Regions from separate parts of the Homo sapiens genome. Here region 1 is linked to region 2. The links are chromatin contacts, found by Hi-C or POLR2A ChIA-PET in ENCODE. All regions are on one chromosome and are shown on one strand. The core of a region is the stretch at or near the end of the contact, and the rest is flanking DNA. Distances in the headings are between cores, read along the strand shown.

What was found. A loop is a pair of places that touch in the nucleus more often than their neighbours do. ChIA-PET counts read pairs that join two places held with the same protein, here RNA polymerase II (POLR2A). Pooled maps may share reads with other maps.
Region 1: a map with no recorded cell type shows a loop between it and region 2 (5-fold over the local background). The contact joins the enhancer-like site here to the promoter of LFNG in region 2. A Hi-C loop is called at or near these places in 1 of 37 single-sample maps with no recorded cell type and 4 of 50 pooled maps. POLR2A ChIA-PET finds 5 or more read pairs at or near these places in 1 of 52 experiments (naive thymus-derived CD4-positive, alpha-beta T cell).

What each region holds. Positions count from the first base shown.
Region 1 is chr7:5,694,031-5,699,574 of GRCh38, forward strand. The region is part of intron 13 of RNF216 (ring finger protein 216); the gene reads right to left. Among named protein-coding and RNA genes, the nearest start is that of MIR6874, 15 kb to the right of the region's middle. RefSeq lists enhancers at 1,186-1,425, 2,055-2,555, 2,556-3,056. Within about 2 kb of position 1,626, at least 31 of the 41 ENCODE cell types and tissues checked have a DNase peak (open chromatin) inside an H3K27ac peak, as active enhancers do.
Region 2 is chr7:2,518,524-2,523,672 of GRCh38, forward strand. LFNG (LFNG O-fucosylpeptide 3-beta-N-acetylglucosaminyltransferase) reads left to right here and starts at 1,251. Exons shown (of 8, transcript NM_001040167.2): 1 at 1,251-1,770. The coding sequence starts at 1,339. RefSeq lists silencers at 777-1,306, 1,317-1,426 and enhancers at 3,358-3,487, 3,528-3,587, 4,454-4,966.

The sequences.
Region 1 (5,544 bases), core at 376-2,875, 3.2 Mb after region 2:
CCCAGGCATCATGGGTTTATTCCAAAGGCAGTAAAGGTCTTGGAAAGTGCCAAGGAAATTATACCACTTAGCTCTTTGATAGATCAAGATAGTCAGTTTTACACTATTGAGAAAAGAAGAATCCAGAAAGGTCTTACTAAAAAGGGCATTTTGTAAACTTTCCATTTTAGGACGGCCTACTCAATTTCTTTATTTGCTGGAACAGTTTTCAAACAAGTCTTTCAGCTTCAAAACAAGGTCTAGGTATGCAGTACTTGAATCATTCACACTGAGCTTGCTTCCGCCACTGCTACTCAATGATATTCTCTTTAAGGAATGACTTCTGAGTTAACTTTTGATTCAGATCCAATGAGCTCAGAATCTATTCTGACCACGAGCACTATCTGGGTAATAACATTTGACCTTGAAATCCCTGCTTTCCTCCAAAACTTCCAGATCAGCAAGATTCTTGGACACAATTTTTATTCCCTTGGCAATGTGCTTAGTTCAGTTCCAACATCTGCTATGAGATCAGACAGTCAGAATTAAGGTAAGTTTAAACGACAAAACAAATCTCAGTTCTTGTTTATAGGAAAACCTTCAAGGGCTCCAAGCCAAAGGATGAGGCCCACTTGTGGCGCAATTTGAGGACCTGCCTGCCCTGGAGCAGAGATGTGTATGGTGGCCATGCCCTTCAGCCTATGGAAAGTACATTCTCTGTAGCTGCGTAGCTTGTGTTGGGCTGGTCTCCTGGTCTGCCAGGGTGCACTGGGCAGAAATTTTACAGCCACTCTCTCAAAGTGTTCTAGGTGTTGTCAAAATAGCTAAGCATTTGTCTACTAACTACTCCTGTTTTGATTTTGAACATTTATTTATAATCATCTAAAGGACCCAAGCATTTTATAGAAAAGACAATATACTTTCCAAAGACCCTGGTTAACTGACATACAAATCCACCAACTAAGAACTGTATTTCTATTAGTTAAGGCTTCTGTGGCTCAACTTTAACTGAGCCAAAAAATACACTAATGGGCCAATGGGGACACAGATGGGTTAGGGAACTACCCCTGAACCCAAAGTTCATATATAGCCAAGAAGTTCAATGACTTCAAGCTACACGAAGTTAGCACTTAACCTATCCACGGTTCTTCATCTGTACAACAAGCATGTCTGGGTTATATGACCTCCTGGGTCCGGCTTATAAATCTAACATCTACAACTGCAAGTCAAGAGTACCAAATACCAATATACAAAACCACCTGCGCAGACCCAGTGCAGCAACTTGTACCAAGGTTTGAACCACACATTCACACGTCCAGCAGCCACAGAGACGAAAACGACACGCCAGCCTGTCCTGACCTCACACTCCCCAGTCTGAGGGCCCGGCAGAAGCGCCACATCGCCTTCCTCTCCTGTTTTTTCTTATGGCTGCTGCTGCCTCGGAGCCCGGACTAAGCAAGGCTGTTAGGCACGGGGTGAGCACGGTTGCGCCTACTGCTGAGAGTGCCTCTCCCTGCCGGTCTCCTGCTCTCTCTCTGCAGAGCAGAAGACACCGCAGCTATAGACAAGTTCTATTGCCCTTTTATGGTAGAAAAATGAATTGCTTGCTAGCAGTGGTGCCGAGAGAGATGACAGAATGGAAAGTTGTCATTTGTTGTGGTTTTGGCAGCCACAGAATAGTGTTCTCCCCTAGTCATCCTCGGATGGATGGTGCACACCAGGCATTCACAGAGGGAAAAGCAAAACCCCTGGTCAAACTGTTCCCTTATGTGTTCTTCCCTTGCTTTGCCTGTAAACGGATGTGTTTATTTATGAACAGTGTCAAGCCCCATTGTGGAAATGTACTTTTTACAAAACAAGGTATCAAAAGGCTGTTTGTGTTGCACTGAAAGACTAAGCAGAGGTGCCACAGAAAACATGTTTCCCGTCAGAACGCATCCAAGGAACAGACTTCATTTCCTCACACAACAAGGATGTAGGACTAGGCTGGGAAGGGAGGGTACCCCACTTGAAGGAGGGGCTGTGGCTCTCAGCACAACCCAGCACGGCCTTGATCCCTGACTCCCAGGAGGCACGGAAGGACAAGAAAGCAGCCACCAGCTCCAGACAAATCCAGCCCAAGGGGAAACACACTGACATCCACAGTCCATGTGGTGACGAAGAGCAGTTGGTACCGCATGGCTTTAAATTGTTTGTATTTCTGTCAGGAGGCCCATGGAAAAAAAGCAGGGCTCTCAGCAGCTGGGAAAACATGTTGCAAAAGGAGAATTAAGCAATTCTCTGTATGCACATCACAGAGAAATTAAGCTGATCTGAGTGAGAGAAATTAAGCTTATTCGACATGCCTTCGGCTGGAAAACAAGCCTTTTTAAATGACTGGGAAAAAACTTGTGAAGGTTACATGGTTTCCTCCTTATGTAAAGCACCTGAGGACTAAAACAAATTCACTGGCCGGTGGGAATGCAGCAAAGCAGCAACTGCCCAATGATCTACTCCAGGGCACCCACACACACCACAGGAAGGAGGAGCAGGCCGGGGCAGCCTCCTAGACACGCGTGCCCAAGATCGTGTCCTATGGTCTCGCTTCGGCCGCTCTTCACCAAAGCCTCTTCCTTGGCTGCTGCCATCCTCGCTTTTGACTACTGCCCCACGTCTCCCCTCTTGCCCCCAACCTGCCCTTAGAACCAGGTTCCTTCAGGCCAAATCCCACCTAGGTCTTCTGGAAAATGGGAAAAGTAATCACAGCAAATACCTGCAACATTGTACGAACGGGCTCTGGGAGGGCTGTAGGAGGACGGCATGTCCCCAGGTTACTAGAAATGACTTGCCATAGTGACTACATTGGCAAGGTGTTCCAATTCCCTTGATATTCTATATCTGATCTCTCCCTCCCTCCCACTCCCTTTCAAGGATCTACAAAATTCACCCTCCCACAAGCAGCATGTGATCCCACTGTGTCCCTCCATTACGCCAGCAACAGCTCCAGGGACGGGGGTAGGGGAAGTCTCCAAAATAAAATCCACCCTCCTTGTTTTGTTCTGCATTGCAAAGCCCTCAACAGGGTCTATTTATCTTCAAAGTCCTGCTTCCTTCTGCTCTGGACACACCTGTCTACTTGCTGACCCTTCACCCAGCTTTGCTCGTGTCATTCTCTGGGCCTGGAGTAAAGTTCTCCCCATCTCCGCCAATAAGACCCCACCACGGCCTGGTCAGGCCCAGACCCATGTCGCTCATGCAGAGCCGCATGTTCCTCACAGCAGTCACCATCACTCTCTCATCCCACTGATGGTCAGTTAGGGCCGTGGTTGCCCTTTCTCTTTCTTACTCCCTTTGGCACAGAAATGCTCAATACATATCTGCTGAACGAACGACCAGACTTCAACCAAAGCAGAAATCAGCCCACATGTCTCCATATAGGCAGATGACAGGCAGCTGGTAATGATCGTGTTTAGAGGAGAAGATGAAGTGTCAGGCAAGGTGAGGGGCCAAACCCTCATTGGCCTCTTCTGTACCATGGCTGGGCTAAGGCTTTTTTATTCTTTTGTTTGTTTAAAGAGATGAGGTCTTGCTATGTTGTCCAGGCTGGCCTCAGCCTCCTGTGCAGCTGGGACTACAAGTGCGCACCACCACTCCCAGCCTGGGGAAAGGTTTTGATGGAGTCCAGAGACAGAAGGTGGGGAAGGGAAGAATCTTTACAAGCAATTTGAGGTGCTTAGGATGCAAGGGTGCTCGCCTGGAGAAGACAGAAGCTAGGAGCACAACAGGTTAGGTCAGAGTAGTAGGTGCTGGCCTTGAGGGTGAAAAGTAGGTTTTTATGGGAGGCAAGAAGGCCTTGAAGCTAAGAGGGCTGTGGGAACACGAGATGTTTTTAGCAGCGAAGTCTAACAGAGCAGGGGAGAGAAGGGCAAAAGGACAAGCTGTAGTCAAAGATAAGAGCGGAAGAAATTGTGATCTATTTCACCCTCTTTGGGCTAGAATCTGGATCAGCTTCTCAGACATAGGCAGCTTTTGAAACTTCAAATGCTTTTCATACAAGCTTCTGACGGGAAATAAAACTGAAAAAAAAGTACTTTTATGAGGCTATGGGGATTTCATCTGAGAAACTCTCTTAGCCTGTTTATTTTTGAAAAGCAAATGCCAATCCTAGTTTTAAAATCCTCGGTTTTCTAGAAATCAGTGTTTGGGCTAGAGGGACACTCAAAAGGTCATGTGGGCTTTCTTCTGGTTGCAGCTGGACTGCATGTAAGCAGTTGTACTGGAGCAAGGAGGGTCTGTTACAGGCTATACAATGCTCTCAACACAGAACCCCAGGCTTCCTGGGAACCCAATTCATCGGTTACAATGAAGTCCAGTGAGCTGTCTTAGATTCTTTTATACACACACACACACACACACACACACACACATACACACACACGCATGCATGCTGGAGTACAGTGGCATGATCATGGTTCACAGCGGCCTCGATCTTCTGGGCTCAGGTGATCTTCCCGCCTCAGCCTCCCGAGTAGCTGGGACTACAGATGCACAGCACCCATGCCTTATTAAATTTTTTTCTATTTTGTGTAGAGACGAGGTTGTGCTTTGTTGCCCAGGCTGGTCTTGAACTCATAACCTCAAGCAATCCTCCTGCCTCATTCTCCCAAAGTGCTGGAATTATAGGCATGAGCCACCGCTCCGGCCTCTTGGATTCTTCATAGGTAGTTTAAGTCTGTTTTCCCAGAGAAGCTGGAAAACACCAGGTCCCTACCACTTATATAGAAGAATCTTGTGCAGAGAAACTACACAGGAAACCTTCCCTCCTCTAGGATGAAGAGCTCTTTAACCTTCTCACAAAAAGCTGTTAACATTTTCCTGTTATGTTGCACATTTTCTCATCTCTTAAAAAACTGAACAAGCCACAAAACAGGACATTCGAATAAGGGTCTTTCCAGTCCCCAAGAGTGAACTGGAAAGCAGCAAAGCAAACCAAAACAATGAGAGCACAGATAAAGCTAACACTGAAGACAGCTAGAGTTTTTGACTTGTTTTTTTTAAAACTAACTTTTTATTGTAGAAAATTTTAAACATATACAAAAGCAGAGGATGTAATGAACCCTATGCACCCATTATCGTGTTTAATAATGATCGACTCATAACCAATCTGAGCTTATCTATACCCTACCTGTTCACTCATCCCTCCTCCTTCAGTATAATTTTGAAGCAAATCCCAGATTACAAATCTTTTCATTTATAAATATTTCAGTTTGTATCTGCAAAAGATAAAGACTCTTGAAACTAATGCAGCATATCAAAATTACACCTAAAAACACAAATAACAATGAGAAACCCTGGATTTGACTCCTGATGCTGTCACTTACTAGCTGTGTGACTTTGAGCAGATAAGGAGTAAAAAGCCCCTAAAACCCAGGAAGAGTTTTATTAGCAAATACCTAGACCTCAGCCTGTTTTAACTATGATGCCAAACTCCCTGCTCAAGCTATTCTTCCCATACTGGCCCTGATGATCTGACAGAATTGAACACTAGCTTTTTGTTGTGTTCTTCACCCACTACCTCAGCAGATT
Region 2 (5,149 bases), core at 1-2,500:
ACTATGTCCCAAAACCTGTTCCAGGTCTGAATGACACCAGGTCGCTGCTGTCTTGCGGCTGACATTCAGGTAGAGGTAAGGAGAGGGGCTCCAAGGGCACTTAAAGAATTTAAAATGCCATCTCAGGCGTGAACATAACTCCGAGGGGGGCAGTTTAGCCACGGTGGTGGCGGTGGTGGTCGTGGTGGTCGCAGAGACCCTGCTTAGGAGGGCACGGGAAGACAGCGCAGCCACGGGCAGAGCCGCCTCCGTCCACGCTTCCGGAGGACGTGGCGGGCAGGGGGCTCACACCCTGCTCAGGCGACCCTTGGCCACTTCCGGGCCCCTCGCCCCTCACCCTCGGCTGCCGGCGCGCATTCCTGCCGCCCCCGCTCGTGCGAGGGGCGGGCCCGGGCCCGTGGGAAGGGCCGGGGATGGGGGCCGTGTGCCGGGGAGGCGGGGTGGGGAGGGCGCACAGCTGGGCCGCATCTGGCCCGAGCGCAAGGAGACCAAATGGGACAGAAGGCGGCCTTTCATCCGGCGAGGGAAGTGGCGGCCTTCGTTTCTCCTCGCCATGGGGCGCCTGAGGATTTCGGGGAGCCAACCCTCCCGACGGAGGGCCAGGATCGAGGAAATCAGCCAGGGAGGAAGGAGTGGAATTTGGTTCTGGTGCTTTCTCGTTAGAACCTCGTGTCCCCACCTGCGGCACAGGTGGCCAAGCTCTTGCTCTGTACAAATAACGGCTCCCCTGAACCGAGCGCTCGGGAAGACCCAGGCGCCACCCCAGTTTGCAAGGCCTGCCGCGTCCCAAGGGGAGGAAGCCGTGCTCAGGAGGGGAAGCGCACAGCGAGGAAGTAGGATGTCCCCCGCGGTGCGTCGGAGCCCAGAGCCCGGGTCTCAGCACCCTGCCCGCTGCGCCGAGGGCGCGCCCCTCCCGTGCCGGGACGCCCGGTGCATCCCCGGACGGCGCTGGCCAGGCTGGGTTTCCTCTTCAGGGACACCGGCGCGGGCCGGGCCCGTCCCCAAGCCCCTCGGCGGCCCGCAGGGGCTACCCGGGGCGGGGGGGGTGCGGGGCGTGCACGTGCGCGCCGGGGGCGGGGCCGCTGCGCCCTCTGGGCAGTTCCCAGCCCCCAGCCGCGGCCCCACGTGGGTCTGCGGGCGTGGAGCGGCGACCGGCGCGAGGCCCCGCCCCCGAGCCCGGGAGCCAATGAGCGCACGGGGGCGGGACCGGGGCGGGGAGGTTTAAGAGCGCGGGACACTGGTGCTGCGCTGCTGGACTGCGCCGCCGGAGCGACGGGCTTCGGGTCGGTGCAAGGCAGGCGCACGGGGAAGGGCGCGCCGCGCGGCCGCCACCCCACCATGCTCAAGCGCTGCGGCCGGCGCCTGCTGCTGGCGCTGGCGGGCGCGCTGCTCGCCTGCCTGCTGGTGCTCACCGCCGACCCGCCGCCGCCTCCACTGCCCGCCGAGCGCGGCCGGCGCGCGCTGCGCAGCCTGGCGGGCCCCGCGGGGGCTGCCCCGGCGCCCGGGCTGGGGGCGGCGGCGGCGGCGCCCGGGGCGCTGGTCCGCGACGTGCACAGTCTGTCCGAGTACTTCAGCCTGCTCACCCGCGCGCGCAGAGATGCGGGCCCGCCGCCCGGGGCTGCCCCCCGCCCCGCCGACGGCCACCCGCGCCCCCTGGCCGAGCCGCTCGCGCCCCGAGACGTCTTCATCGCTGTCAAGACCACCAAAAAGTTCCACCGCGCGCGCCTCGACCTGCTGCTGGAGACCTGGATCTCGCGCCACAAGGAGATGGTGAGCCCCCCGCGGCCTGGACTGGCGGGCGAGCGGGGCGGGGACCCACCATCTGGTCCAGCTGGTGGCAGTGTCCCATGGGAGTCAGGCTGCATCCCCATCCAGCCACTAGGGCCATCTGTGGGCGACGCCAGTGCACCCCGGTGCACCCAGTTTGCCTGCTGGGGCCACTCTCCCGTTACAGTTGTGTTACTGTCCCCGGGGCCCCGCCTCCTGTCCAGCTCCAGAGTCCTGGATGGCTGCAGGACCCTACACCAGTCTCCAGTGCTTGGGGTTGGTGCCCTGTGATACTTCTCACCCCGTAAACATTGGAGCGCATTCATAGGGCATTATGTCCTCAAACTTCCACAAGCAAATTCTGTTCGGACCCACCCTCAGCTCAGACCCCTTCCTGGGGAGAAAGGCTCTTCCTTTAGAGAAGTGAGGGGTTCTGACCTCTGGGCCCTTTCCTCATCACAGTGTTAAGGTACGGGGAGGGAGGGAAGTCATTGCTGGTTGGTGGGTCCTGGGGAGTACATCTCAAAGAACTCCAGGTTTTGGGGTCTGTGTGGGGACCCTCCCCGCACAGTGCAGTAGTCTCTGAGGCCTGCAACCTTGGGCACAGCCCACTTCAGTTGGGCATCAGCTTCTTACACACACATAATTAAGACACACCCCACTTTGAACATTTCCCTCGAGGCCACAGCAGGACGGTTGGGCTGGGGCGGGATGGGGACAGTGTGTGGGGCTTGCAGTCGGGGACTGGGGGGGTGTCTCTGGGCTGGGAGATGCAGAGGCATTTGCTGTGAGGGTGGGGGCTCAGGGAAGACCCTGCACGCCTTCCTCCCTGCTCAAACCCCGGAGACCCAGGGCCTTCTGACCTGGCGCTGTCCTGTTTTGGGGCACTGTGGGTGGGTGGGAGCAGGGCTTGGTGAGGTCATGAGGGCGACGGGGAGGGGCAGGGTCCTCCCTGGTCCTGGCGTGGGGAAGGGGCCCTGGGAACCCCATGGCAGCCTCCTGGGAACACAGCGTCCCATTCCCAGGGGCTCAGCGGGCTGGCGGGAGGGGGCGGCGGGGGCCGTGGGTTTTGTTTGGCGGCCGGGCCGTTAGGATTCCCAGCGCCGGGCGGCTCTCACGCCGGCCCCTTGGGCAAGGTAACAAAGCCCCTTTCTCCAGCGAGAAAGGCGTCGGGCCCCTTGTGTGCAGCTACGCGCTCCGTGGGAACCGCTGCTGGCGTGCTGGCCACTCAGGTTGCCTGGCGATGAGGGGACCAGCGGGCCCCCCCAGCATCTCTTACTGACAGTCCTTTTGGGGCACCATCCCTGAGCCTGGCCCCCCCACCCCCAGCACTCAAGCCTTACTGCTATGTGATCTTGGGCATCCTTCAGCCCCACTCTGGGCTACCACCAGCTCTGAGCACCTCTCATCTTGGAATTTGGGGCCTTTCTCCAACAGAGGGGATGTGGTCAGAGGGCTGGGCTGTGTGATCCTGAGCAAGACCTGGGGCCTCTCAGACCCTCACTCTGATCTCTGAAATGGGGGAACATGGTCCTTCCAGGAGCACGTTGTAAGAGACTGGCAAAGCCTGCAGGCATGGGGTGAACCCGGCGGGCACTCAGGGTCGAGGTGGGGGCCATCACTCCCTTGAGCCCTGAGGTCCCTACTGGAGGGTCACCCCACCAGGGGACAGGTTGAATCTGCCCTCAGCATCAGTTCACCAGCACACAGCAAGCAAAGACCCCCTTGTGGTGGGTGATGGGCAGGGGTCCTGGAAACCCACAGAAGAGGGCCCCCCTCTCCCAGCCCTGCACGGAATGACTCAGACATGGTCTGATGGGGGAGATAGAAAGATGTCAGGGCTGTGCGGGGGGAAAACCCCGAGAGGCTGTGTGAGGCAACAGTGGGCATCTGACCCACATGCTGGGGGAAGGGAGGGAGGAGGGAAGACTTCCTGGAGGAGGCGCCATTTGAGCTAGACTAAGAGTAAAAAAGTGCCCAGAAAGGGCACTCCATCCGGGCATGGTGATGACCACAGCATGGGGGTTGTGCAGGAAACTTCTAGCAACTGGAGTGGTGGCTGGGGGGAGGGTCGGTTGGTCAGCAGGGGCCGCGCTGAGATGGGCCTGGAGTCCAGGATGAAGAGCCTGGCCTTTGGCCCAGAGGTTCCCCGCCCCTCCCAGGAGCAGCCAGGCTGCCGCGCTGCCACCACAGCGGCCACAATTGCTGGGGAGAACTTGGCATCCTGTGTTTCTTTGAATCGCGGCTCCAGGAACAATGCTGCTTCCTGTGGGTGTCCCCCGGCCCCCGCCCCCGTCCACCCTCATCCACCCGGCTCTTCCTCCTGCAGCCCCGTCTTCGTCTGGAAAGTTAGGTGGCACTGGGGGGTCTGGGTCCCTAGAAGGCAGGGACTGGGCTGGTCTAGCACCGCCTCGGCCCCAGGGTATGACCTCAGGCTGGTGCCTGCACCTCTCTGGGCCTCAGTTTCCCCACTTGGGCCTCAGCTGGTAATGGCACCCACCTCCGAGGGCTGTCAGGGAGAGGAAGGGAGAGAATCTGTCTTTGCACTTTGTTCTCTGCCCAGGGGAGCTCTGTTATGCCCATTTTACTGAAGACGAGACTGAGGCTCTGAGCGGCAGGTGAGGCCTATAGCCCAGCAGCGCCTTTTTCCTCCCCTCCTGGTGGCTCAGGTGTCGGGAGACAGTTCGACCGGCACCCCCGCACCCCATAGCCCCGCCTTCTCAGATGCTGTTCTAGAGGCCTCCCTGCTCCCTGAGCTGAACAAAGGTGACTTTAATCTCCGTAGCCTTGGGCTGGGTTTTTAGGGCACCACCAAATCTCGGGAGAACAGGCCTCCCTTGATCTCATTAAGAAAGCATTTTCCTTTTAACCCAGCGGCGCAGTGGAGCGTCTGCAGGGGCTGGCCCTCCGCCTCCCACGGCATTCCTGGGCTGAGATTCTGGGGAGGCCAAGGGGCTGGGTGCGAGTCTGTGCGTGTGGCTGCCCTGGGGTGTCTATGGGTGCTGCAGGAGGGGTGCATGCATGGAGAGGCGGAGACCCAGCCTGCCACCCCCTTAGCTCTGGGCCTCACCCTAGTGAGCATGTGCCCAGGGCTGGGTCAGGCTGGATAAGGATCTGAGACTACCAAGGTGTTCCAGGGCCTCTGCGGGACCTGTGTGTACAGGGAAGGAAACTGAGGCTGGGTGGGCATCAGGGGGTTGTCCCTTGGTCAGAGCATTGCCCGTACACCCTGGGTTTTGCACTCAGCCATGCCAGGGTGCGCCGGGCGGCACGCGCTGGGCGGGCCGGGCAGAGGAAGGAACATTCCTCCCCGTGTGCCGGCAGGCCCAGGCGGGCGCCGGCGACTCCTGGCCCCGCCCTGGCGGCCCCCTCCTCTTCCGCA